Linked DNA regions of Homo sapiens: region 2 is linked to region 1. Evidence: read pairs that join two places in POLR2A ChIA-PET (ENCODE). Cell type or tissue: K562. All regions are shown on one strand. Each heading gives the region's core, and the rest is flanking DNA. Links, peaks and the distances in the headings are about the cores only. Region 1 has its middle 26 kb from the start of TIAL1. Region 2 overlaps RGS10 (regulator of G protein signaling 10).

Region 1 (5,381 bases), core at 279-5,278:
TTACAGGCGGGAGCTACCGCACCCTGCCTGAGACTTTGTCTTCAGTTACAAGTGCAGTGAGTGACGAGGGGAGGGAAGAGAGCTTTTTGAAGCCATATGACCCTGGCATGTATTTCTGGGCCTCGCGTAGCACCTTCCCACGGGTGCTAGAGAGACAGGAGAGGAGGAAAGAGCCTCCCTCTTTCAGTCAAGAGTGCCACCTTGTGATGCCAGCACCAGAAAAGAACTGAACATCACTCTGGCCCCTGAGCTCAGCCCTGTGATTCATCCCCACAGCCCCTCCCTGGCAGTAGGCTCTGTTTGTGGTGCTCTGTAATTAGTTAATGAACTATCTGAATGATATTCCTGTAGTCATTCAACCAGCCCCATCCTCAGGGTGTAATTGTATTTGAGGTTATTTAAAAACATTATTGTATCCAAATAGAGTTTACATCAGCAGACAGCATGATTCGTAATTCTGCTATCCCTGGTGTTTCTAAATTGTGCTATAAACTGCCTGATGAGTCGTGCAAAAATGGCTGCACCAACAGAGAACAGTGGGGCTTCTCTGGCAAAAACCACCAACTATCTAAGGGGAAGAGTAGTAAAAGCAACTTGTGGCTAGAACCCAGTTGACTTCAGTATAGAACAGATTGTTTTCAAGAGGCCCTCCACTAATTTGATCATCATCTTTGGATGAACTAACTCTTCATTACCTTTACAAGAAAATGCTTGGAAAGGAAGTGGAAGGCTGATCTGAAGAGTGGCAGGGGCTGCTTCACTTCCTCTGCAGTTTCCTGGAGCTGCCTTGCTCCGCCTCAGGGAATTTGCTGGGAGAGGCTCTCCAGCATCCAGATCCCCCTGCAAAGGTGTTTCGCGATCTGCAGGAACAGGCCCCAGGAGCATCCCTTGGGGCCGAATGTGCAGTGGGCGATGCCCCTCCTGACCCAACAGATCCAAGACGAGCATGATCAATACAGTCTTGTGGCCAGCCTTGACAATGTTAGGAATCTCTCCACTATCTTAAAAGCTATTCATTTCCGAAAATGTGCTGTGTGTTTCGCAACTAAAAATGGAATCAAAGTAACAATGGAAAATGCAAAGTGTGTGCAAGCAAATGCTTTTATTCAGGCTGGAATATTTCAAGAGCTTAAAGTTCAGGAAGAGTCTGTTACTTTTTGAATTAATTTCATTGTCCTTTTAGACTGTTTATCTATTTTTGGATCAAGTCCTATGCCAGGGACTTGAACTGCACTTCGGATGTGTTACCAAGGTTATGGTTACCCTTTGATGCTGTTCCTGGAAGAAGAAGGAGTGGTGGCAGTCTGCAAAATCAATACACAGGAACCTGAAGGGACCTGGACTTTAATTTCTACAGCACTAATGTTATTGATAAAATTCTGCAGTCAGAAGGGCTCTGTGAAGCTTTTTCTGAATTGGATATGACGAGTGAGGTCCTACAAATTACCATGTCTCCTGACAAGCCTTATTTCAGGTTATCTACTTTTGGAAATGTAGGAAGTTCCCACCTTGACCGCCCCAAAGATTCTGATTTGATGGAAGCATTATAATCAGACCCAGGTCAACAGATGCAAGATTTCCTTACTGAAACCCTCTACAAAGGCATTAGTCCTGTCTTGTCACGTATCTACTCGGACAGATAACCGAGGCTTCCTTTCATTACAGTATATGATTAGAAATGAAGATGGACCAATATATTTTGTGGAATATTACTGCTGCCCTGATGAAGAAGTTCTTTAATCTGAGTCTTGAGTATGACGATTCACTGATATTTATGTGTACATTGATGATAGATGAAGTTCTCATTCTGAGTACGGTACTTTTTTTTTTTTTCTTTTTTGAGATGGAGTCTCACTCTGTCGCTGAGGCTGGAGTGCAGTGGCGCCATCTCAGCTCACTGCAACCTCCGCCTCCCAGGTTCAAGCGATTCTCCTGCCTCAGCCTCCCAAGTAGCTGGGATTACAGGTGCCCGCTACCACGCCTGGCTAATTTTTATATTTTAGTAGAGATGAGGTTTCACCATGTTGGCCAGGCTGGTCTTGAACTCCTGACCTCAGGTGATCCACCCGCCTTGGCCTCCCAAAGTGCTGGGATTACAGGCGTGAGCCACCACGCCCAGCCTTGAGTTCAGTACTCTTTATAATTTCATATTGTATTTCCTATAGAGAAGAAGCATGGGGAAGATAGAAACAAGGTCTGTGTACCCTAATAGTTGCTATGTGTTTTGTAAATACATTTTGTAAAGGGCATGTAAATAAATGTTTTCATGTAGTCATAAATTATTCAGGACTGTCCTGTAGTTCTGTCTTTTGAACTCATGGGAATGATTATGAACCAAGATTAATAAATTATACGTTCTATTTCAGTAGAACATTTCAAGAGTCTAAAGACTTATTCAGCTACCTGAAATGTTCTTTTATTTATTTACTATTAGAAAAGGCAAAGGTATATGCTCATTGCTTATTAGTTTGAATTCTAGAGACTAGATCTTAAAGCAGTGCTTCTCAAAGTGTTGTGCCCACACCAGCATCAGAACCACCTGCAAACTTGTAGCAAACTCTGGGGAGGAGGCCAGCATTCTATATTTTAACATGCTTCCCCCAGGAGATTCTGACGCATGCTAAATTTTGGGAACCACTGTTTTAAAGGAAACTTTTTTTAAAACTAGCATTTAATTGTATTGAGATGATTGCTTTTACATGTGATTTCTTTGCAAATGTTCTGAAGTTGAGGCATCACCAAACAAGTCTGAACAATTCTTTATGTGATTTATTTTTAAAGTAGACCTTCTGAGGAGATCTATGAATGGGATATAAAATAATTTTCAGGCCAGGTGCAGTGGCTCATGCCTGTAATCCCAGCACCTTGGGAGGCTGAGGCAGGCAGATTGCCTGAGGTCAGGAGTTCAAGACCAGCCTGGCCAACACAGTGAAACCTCATCTCTACTAAAAATACAAAAATTGGCCGGGTGTGGCAGTGCATGCCAGTAGTCCCAGCTACTCAGGAGGCTGAGGCAGGAGAATTGCTTGAACCTGGGAGGTGGAGGTTGCAGTGAGCCAAGATCGTGCCACTGCATTCCAGCCTGAGCAAGAGAGACTCTGTCTCAAAAAAAACAAAAAAACAAAACAATTTTCAGAGTTACAGGTTTTCTTCTTGTTCTCACAACTGTTCATTCCAGTAAGTAACTGCAGTAAGTACTTATTAGACACCTTCCATTTGCTTATAAGTTTCTTGGCAAATCAAGCTGTAGAAAACCAGTTATTAAGTGATTTTGTACTTTTCTGGTAGTCGTCACTAAAATAATTTTTGTGGCATATAAATATTTTTATATTTAATAAAGTACAATACTAAAAAACAGAAAATACATGGACACCAATCTTGGTCTGCCTTTCTTTACTATCTGTTTTGCAGATAATAGAGTAATACAGTTAAAAGCATGGGAATGGCTTAATGAATATCTCCCAGCCGCCATTTCTTTGTCTGTAAAATGGGGATTACGGGCTGGGCGCGGTGGCTCACGCCTGTAATCCCAGCACTTTGGGAGGCCGAGGTGGGTGGATCATGAGGTCAGGAGTTCAAGACCAGCCTGGCCAACATAGTGAAAACCCATCTCTACTAAAAAGATATAAAAAATTAGCCAGGCGTGATGGCGGATACCTGTAATCCCAGCTACTCAGGAGGCTGAGGCAGGAGAATCACTTGGAGGCAGGAGAATCACTTGATCCCAGGAGACGGAGGTTGCAGTGAGCCGAGATTGCACCACTGGACTCCAGCCTGGGCGACAAGAGTGAAACTCCATCTCCAAAAAAAAAAAAAAAACCAAAGCTTTTAGTACAACACCCAGGACAAGGCCACTGCCCAGTCCCGGGTGTTAGGGCTTTAGAAGTTTCTGCATAGTTTTAGTTATTTCTGTATATCTTGTTTTTTTTCTATAGCCTCACAACAGAGGTGATATTTATGTACGTTTTAATGCTCCTACTACTAGATTATAAATTCCCTGAAAGCAAGATTAATGTTTGCTTCCTTTCTATGTCTTCACACTTCTTATACACGGTAGGAACTCAGTAAATATTTGTCGAATAAATGAACATATTGATCCTATATTTAAGTGAAAAAAACTGCAAAATGTGCTTTATCTGGGCATTAATGCAAAAGTTCTCAAGATAAAGTTAATCTGTAGCTGTAAGTATATCTGAAATCTAGAATAATATATCTATGTCAGTTGCTAAGAGGGTCAAATGAGATGTGTATGAAAACCTCTTCAAAAATAGTAACATAGGGCCAGGCGCTGTGGTTCATGCCTGTAATCCCAGCACTTTGGGAGGCTGAGGCAGGTAGATCACAAGGTCAGGAGTTCAAGACCAGCCTGGCCAAGATGGTGAAACCCTGTCTCTACTAAAAATATAAAAATTAGCTGGGTGTGGTGGCAGGTGCCTGTAATCACAGCTACTTGGGAGGCTGAGGCAGAGAACTGCTTGAACCTGGGAGGTGGAGGTTGCAGTGAGCCAAGATCGTGCCACTGCACTCCAGCCTGGGTGACAGAGTGAGACTTCATCTCAAAAAAAAAAAAAACAAAAAAAAAATGGTAACATAGGGCCAGGCACGGTGGCTTACACCTGTAATCCCAGCACTTTGGGAGGCCAAGACAGGTGGATCACGTGAGGTCAGGAGTTTGAGACGAGACCTGCCAACATGGTGAAAACCCATCTCTACTAAAAATATAAAAAAACTAGCTGTGCGTGGTAGCAAATGCCTGTAATCCCAGCTACTTCGGAGGCTGAGGCAGGAGAATCGCTTGAACCCGGGAGGCGGAGGTTGCAGTGAGCCAAGACTGTACCACTGCACTCCAGCCTGGGTGACAGAATGAGACCCATCTCAATAAAATAAAATAAAATAAAAATAAAAAATGGTAACACAGCAAACATAGGTAATGTGTTATTGGTTTATATAATATACATATATAATACATAGAAGAAATCTATATATTATATATATAAATATAAATATATATATTATATATATAAATATAAATATATTATATATTATATATATAAATATAAATATATTATATATATATAATATAAATATATTATATATTATATATATAAATATAAATATATTATATATTATATATATATAAATATAAATATATTATATATTATATATATAAATATAAATATATTATATATTATATATATAAATATAAATATATTATATATTATATATAAATATAAATATATTATATATTATATATATAAATATAAATATATTATATATTACATATATAAATATAAATATATTATATATTACATATATAAATATAAATATATTATATATTACATATATAAATATAAATATATTATATATTATATATATAAATA
Region 2 (5,381 bases), core at 181-5,180, 110 kb before region 1:
CCACACGCCTTGGCCTCCCAAAGTGCTGGGTTTACAGGCGTGAGCGACTGAGCCCAGCCTTCCAATAATAGATTTTTAACAACAGAGTATAACAGTACTTGCTTTACATTCAGCAGTTTGGACTGCACATCTGTTTGGTGTGCATAAACATATACATTATTATTACACTTATTAGGCCACATCTGTTAGGGGCATGTGCATATGTGTATTTATAGAAAAAAAGATGGAAAGTCTACAGATAAAATACTATTTGGTGGTTATCTCCAAGTGTGCAATTATGCAATAAAGAAATGATTTCTTCTTTATATTTTTGTTTCCCAAGTTTCTTTTGCTGAGCATGTGTGATGCTTACAGTTGGATAAAAACTATTTTAAAAAATTTTTCTGAGGCTGGGCCTGGTGGCTCTTGCCTGTAATCCCAACACTTTGGGAGTCCAAGGCTGGAGAATTGCCTGAGCTCAGGAGTTCAAGAATAGCCTGGGCAACATAGCGAAAGTTCATCTCTACAAAAAAAATACAAAAATTAGCTGGGCATGGTGGCACACACCTGTAGTCTCAGCTACTTGGGAGGTTGAGGTGGGAGGATCACTTGAGCCCGGGAGGCCAAGGCTGCACTGAGCCGGGTTCATGCCACTGTGCTCCAACCAGGGCAACAGAGGGACATCCTGTCGCAAAAATAAAATAAAATAAATAAATAAATAAAATTCTTTGTCATTAAAAAAGAAAAAAAAAACAATCAGCCTCTGTCCCCTGTGTTTCTTCCTTTCTGTGCTGGCTAAGCCTCCCACTGAATGAGTCTAAGGGGCACGCCTACTCATAAGGTCCAGCTCCGTTCTGAGCTGTTGGGCAGGCGGGCTGGATCTCTCAGAGCCTGCAGTGCTACCGCATGGAGTCAGAACTCTCCCATTCCTCATCCTACCTTGGCTCCCGCAGTCCTGGGAAGTGGGATGACCTGCATTCACAAAGCCTTTCCAATCCCTCTGCTCCAGGGGCCTCACCGAGCTTTGAGAAACAGCAAGAGGCTGCCCAGGAGCCTGGCAGAGCAACACAGGCCATGATGGTCATGGGGGGAGCATGGTCTTTGAAGGCAGATGGACAAGAGGGAATCTGGCTTCCAGCACTTTTGCTCCCTGCATGACTTAATGCTAAAAAAAACACTTAATCTCTCTGAACCTTGCTTTTCTCATCAGCAAAATGGGAATAATAACACTCATTGGAGATAAAATGAGACAATACACACCAAGTGTGACATCAGGCTCAAACGGGCAGTCCTAAATGGTAGTTAGGGCCAGGCGTGGTGGCTCACGCCTGTAATCCCAGCACTCTGGGAGGCCGACGCGGGCGGATCAGTTGAGGCCAGGAGTTCGGGACCAGCCTAGTCAACATGGTAAAACCCCGTCTCTACTAAAAATACAAAAAATTAGCCGGGCGTGGTGGTGTAGGCCTGTAATCCCAGCTGGTAGGGAGGCTGAGGCAGGAGAATCGCTTTAACTCAGGAGGCAGAGGTGGCAGTGAGCCGAGATCGAGCCACTGCACTCCAGCCTGGGCAACAGAGTGAGACTTCGTTTCAAAGAAAAAAACCTGAAAAGGCCAGGTGCAGTGGCTCACGCCTGTAATCACAGTACTTTGGGAGGCCAAGGAGGGTGGATCACTTGAGGTCAGGAGTTCGAGACTAGCCTAGTCAACATGGTGAAACCCTGTCTCTACTAAAAATACAAAAATTAACTGTGTGTGGTGGTGGGCGCCTGTAATTCCAGCTACTCAGGAGGCTGAGGCATGAGAATCGCTTGAACCTGGGAGGCGGAGGTTGCAGTGAACCAAGATCAAGCCACTGCACTCCATCCTGGGAGACAGAGTAAGACTCGGTATTAAAAAAAAAAAAAAAAAAGAACAAAAACACAGAACCAAAAGCGAAATGGTAGTTAGTGTTGTCATTACTGAGAATACCTAGAGCACAGAGGTCAGTACAGGTTCGCAACCCTGGCTGCACTTTCAAGTGCCCTAGGGAGCTCTGACAAGATTCTGAGGTCCAGGGTGGGGTCGATATCCTCATATGGCTACAGTCACAAAAACTGCCTTTTCACCATACATTCCACTCCCTTTCCCAGCGCAAATCAATGCCCATGCGTCCTTCCGACTGGCTCAAATTCACCACTTCCAGGAGGCCCTCCGCAAGTCTCCTTCAATAGCCAAATGTGAATCAGAATTCACATGGAATATGCTGCCCAATGCTAACCTTTTCATTATGCCTCAGGGGCTACATGATGAACTATTAATAGCTTACAGCATTAGGCCACCAGAAGTATGTGGAGGTGTCTGGATATTTGCACAGAAACAGCCTGCCACTTTGAGTTCTCCTGCTTGCTTTCTGGAGTTTTCCGTCTATTCTTACCTTCAGCAATTATAGGTTGCTTTCTCAGTACAGGCTCCTCAAATAGCTCCAGCCTCCCCTCTAATCTGGACTGAGAAGGCAGATAAACTGGTCTAAACTGTGTGTAGACCAAGATTAAACAGGCCTGGGGGGACTCCTGTGGGGCAAATCTCAAGCTTAGAATTCTGGTCCCCACTCTCCCCAACCATGGCCCCTCAGTGTACCTCGGTCTGCCCGGCCGTATGAGATGGTTTCCAGGGAGTCTAACATCGGGTGTTTCAGTAAATTCTTCCAGGCCTGGAATTAATGTAGGTTTTCAAATCAAGGTGCAGGCAGGGAAGTCGGGTTACCTGGTCCTGGAGTTTCTGGAACATCAGAGGGTGCGGTTCTTCCAGGATCTTCTCGTTGAGCCGAGACTGCCCCTCCACGTTGACCTGTGATGAGGCCTTGCTGGACAGAAAGGTCATGTAGATCTCCTTTGCCTTTTCCTGCATCTGGAGGAGACAGATGGGGCCTTGTGCTATCTGCACACACAGCCTTCCCGGCCTGAGCCCTGCTCTCCCCTCCAGCCAGGCCCACAGGAGCTGCTGTGGCAAGAGAAAGGCACCCCCCACAGCCCAGGGGCTCTCAGGCCACTCCAGAGAGAATTTCTATATGGGAGAGCCTGCACTGCCAAGCCCCTACCCCCGCCCCTTCATGCGCCTGCAGCCACTTCTCCTGGAACAAAATTGCTGCATTAACCATTCAGAAGTGATGACAGAAAGAATCCTGGCCCGCAGAGAGCACTCAGTACCATTTACAGCCATCCTGTGGCCGGGCACAGTGGCTCATGCCTGTAATCCCAGCACTTTGGGAAGCCGAGGCAGATTGATCACCTGAGGTCAGGAGTTCGAGAGCAGCCTGGCCAACATGGTGAAACCCCATCTCTAGTAAAAAGACAAAAATTAGCCAGGCGTGGTGGTGCAAACCTGTAATCTCAGCTACTCAGGAGGCTGAGGCAGGAGAATTGCTTGAACCCAGGAAAGAGAGGTTGCAGTGAGCTGAGATTGCACCACTGAACTCCAGCCTGGGTGACAGAGTGAGACTGTCTCTCAAAAAAAAAAAAAAAAATCAAGTTAAAGTATGCACACCTACTATCCCTACCAGTTATTAAGCGCCCACTGGGCTGCAGGCACCTGCTTGGAGGGATCCCATTTCCTTAATCCCCTGGACATGCAGCAAAGGGCATTTTCCTGTTAGCCCCACTTTCCCCATGAGGACACAGAGGTCAGGAGAGGTGGCATGGCTTATCTGAGAGCTTCCGGGAGCCTTAGGACTGTTTGGCTCCAAGGCCTCTGAATTCTGCTCAGTTCCACTTCCGCAAGACACATTGGCCCCTCCAGGTTGTGCGGTATGCGGCCTTCCCAGGCAGGGTGCATTTCCTTTTAGCTAACGAGATACTGAGCACAGCAGTGGAGAAAACACTCGCTGCCCGCCCTCAAGTCCCGAGTGCAGTCCTGCTGGGAAGCAGGAGCCGTGAGTAGGTACCGGCTTCCTGTTTCACCCGAAACTAACCGAGGCTGGCTCAGGAGCACTCACTGATGGTAAGGAGATGACTTCACAGTGAGAACTGTGTCTTCAGGACAGGCGCCTCAGGGCGGGGCTGCAGGCGCAGGAGCCCTCTCCTCCAGAACTTCCCCTGAGGGCTCGATTTTCTTTTAGAGAAAGGAGACTTCCTGTGCTCATACCTCGCCAACAGCAAAAGCGGGGCTGTTTCTCTGAACGTTAGAGTCTAAAGCATGACCTTACCCTACAGAGCAAGGCAGACAACAAATGCCTCTAAAATGCAGCCACACAGCTATGACATGTGTGTGGGGGGCCTGGAAAACTGCCTTTCTCTCCAAGAGCCCAACTGGGGCTCCGCATGTGCTGTGGGGCTTGGTTTGGGAAATCCCAAGCTCTGCAAACCTTCTGCCCTTAAGGAAACCACCAGAAGGTTTTGATAGCTGGGGCATGAAAGGAAGGAAGGGTAGCCCTTTTTTAGTTCAGGGCACTGGGGACAAAAGATCCTGAGAAGCCACGGCCTGGCCATGTCCTGTTCTGCGAGAAAGCAAGCCTCACCAGCACTTGCAGGGAGACGGCCCAGGTTGGGTGAACACCGAAAGCCATGCTGTCCACCCTGTCTTCACTGTCAATAGGAGCAATGAATCGATGCCAGACTCAGTGACACAGGAGTCTCTCCAGACAAGCGTGGCTATCTAAGGGACAGGTCTGGGGGCCATCCTCGAGACCCAAGGGGGTGGCACTTAGGAGCTGGCCCTGCTGTCCTCTCCAAGACCCACCAGCTCCATGAAGCCACAGCCTCCCTCCACCACCCCCATTCCGTCAGGAAGCAACCCTTTTGGAAAACCACTTCCTGTTTTAAAGCCACTTCATGAAAGGAGAATTTCGGCCAGGCAGATGAGCAAACTCCATGCAGAGGTCTGGGGGCAGAAATCACTTTAGACCTCCCCTCCTCCCCTTGACATTCACACGCACACACACACGCACACACGTGCACACACGCACACACATACACACATGAATCCAGGATATCTTGAGTGATTCTGAAATAGAGAAGTGCAATGAATGGCTTGAGTCTTTGAGGTGGGGCAGAAGAGGCCGGGGGAGAGGAAGTAGGTTCCAGTGACTGCAGGTATATAAGCTTTGAGGGTCTCAGCCCTGCCCTCTTCCACCGGCTGTCCCTCCTGAGTCTGCGTGAGAACAATGTGGGGTTCAAGGCCCTGGCTGACCAGATGCCCACTGTGAGCAGCTGCAGGGCTCAGCTTATCTCGGCGGAGCTAGGAAGTATGACTGAAAAGGGAAACCCTGAGACGGCGACCACAAGCCAGTCACGGGAAGGCCTGGTGTCTAGGCCGAGAACATGAGCAGAAAAGAAGAAACAGTCTGTGGAGCTATTTTGATAGATTTTTCCAGAGCTTTGTTAACCCTATTCTAGCTACTGTCCGGGTAGGAACAGAGCTGGTGGAGTT

Evidence for each region. ChIA-PET counts read pairs that join two places held together with the same protein. Peaks named below come from ENCODE experiments on the same cell type or tissue, not always from the same donor. Only the 100,000 strongest peaks of a DNase experiment are listed, where the experiment ranks them.
Region 2: POLR2A ChIA-PET joins it to region 1 with 5 read pairs; 2 of 35 experiments call an interaction of 5 or more read pairs at or near these places.

Annotation. Positions count from the first base shown.
Region 1 is chr10:119,620,156-119,625,536 of GRCh38, forward strand. It overlaps the pseudogene RAD1P1. Among named protein-coding and RNA genes, the nearest start is that of TIAL1, 26 kb to the left of the region's middle. In K562, for the core only: no CTCF peak of the experiment used is centred there; no DNase peak of the experiment used is centred there.
Region 2 is chr10:119,512,789-119,518,169 of GRCh38, forward strand. It overlaps RGS10 (regulator of G protein signaling 10), which reads right to left. Exons shown (of 5, transcript NM_001005339.2): 4 at 2,721-2,864. Among named protein-coding and RNA genes, the nearest start is that of RGS10, 27 kb to the right of the region's middle. RefSeq lists a silencer at 2,663-2,876 and enhancers at 3,642-4,224, 5,014-5,293. In K562, for the core only: no CTCF peak of the experiment used is centred there; DNase peaks (open chromatin) are centred at 2,903 and 3,993.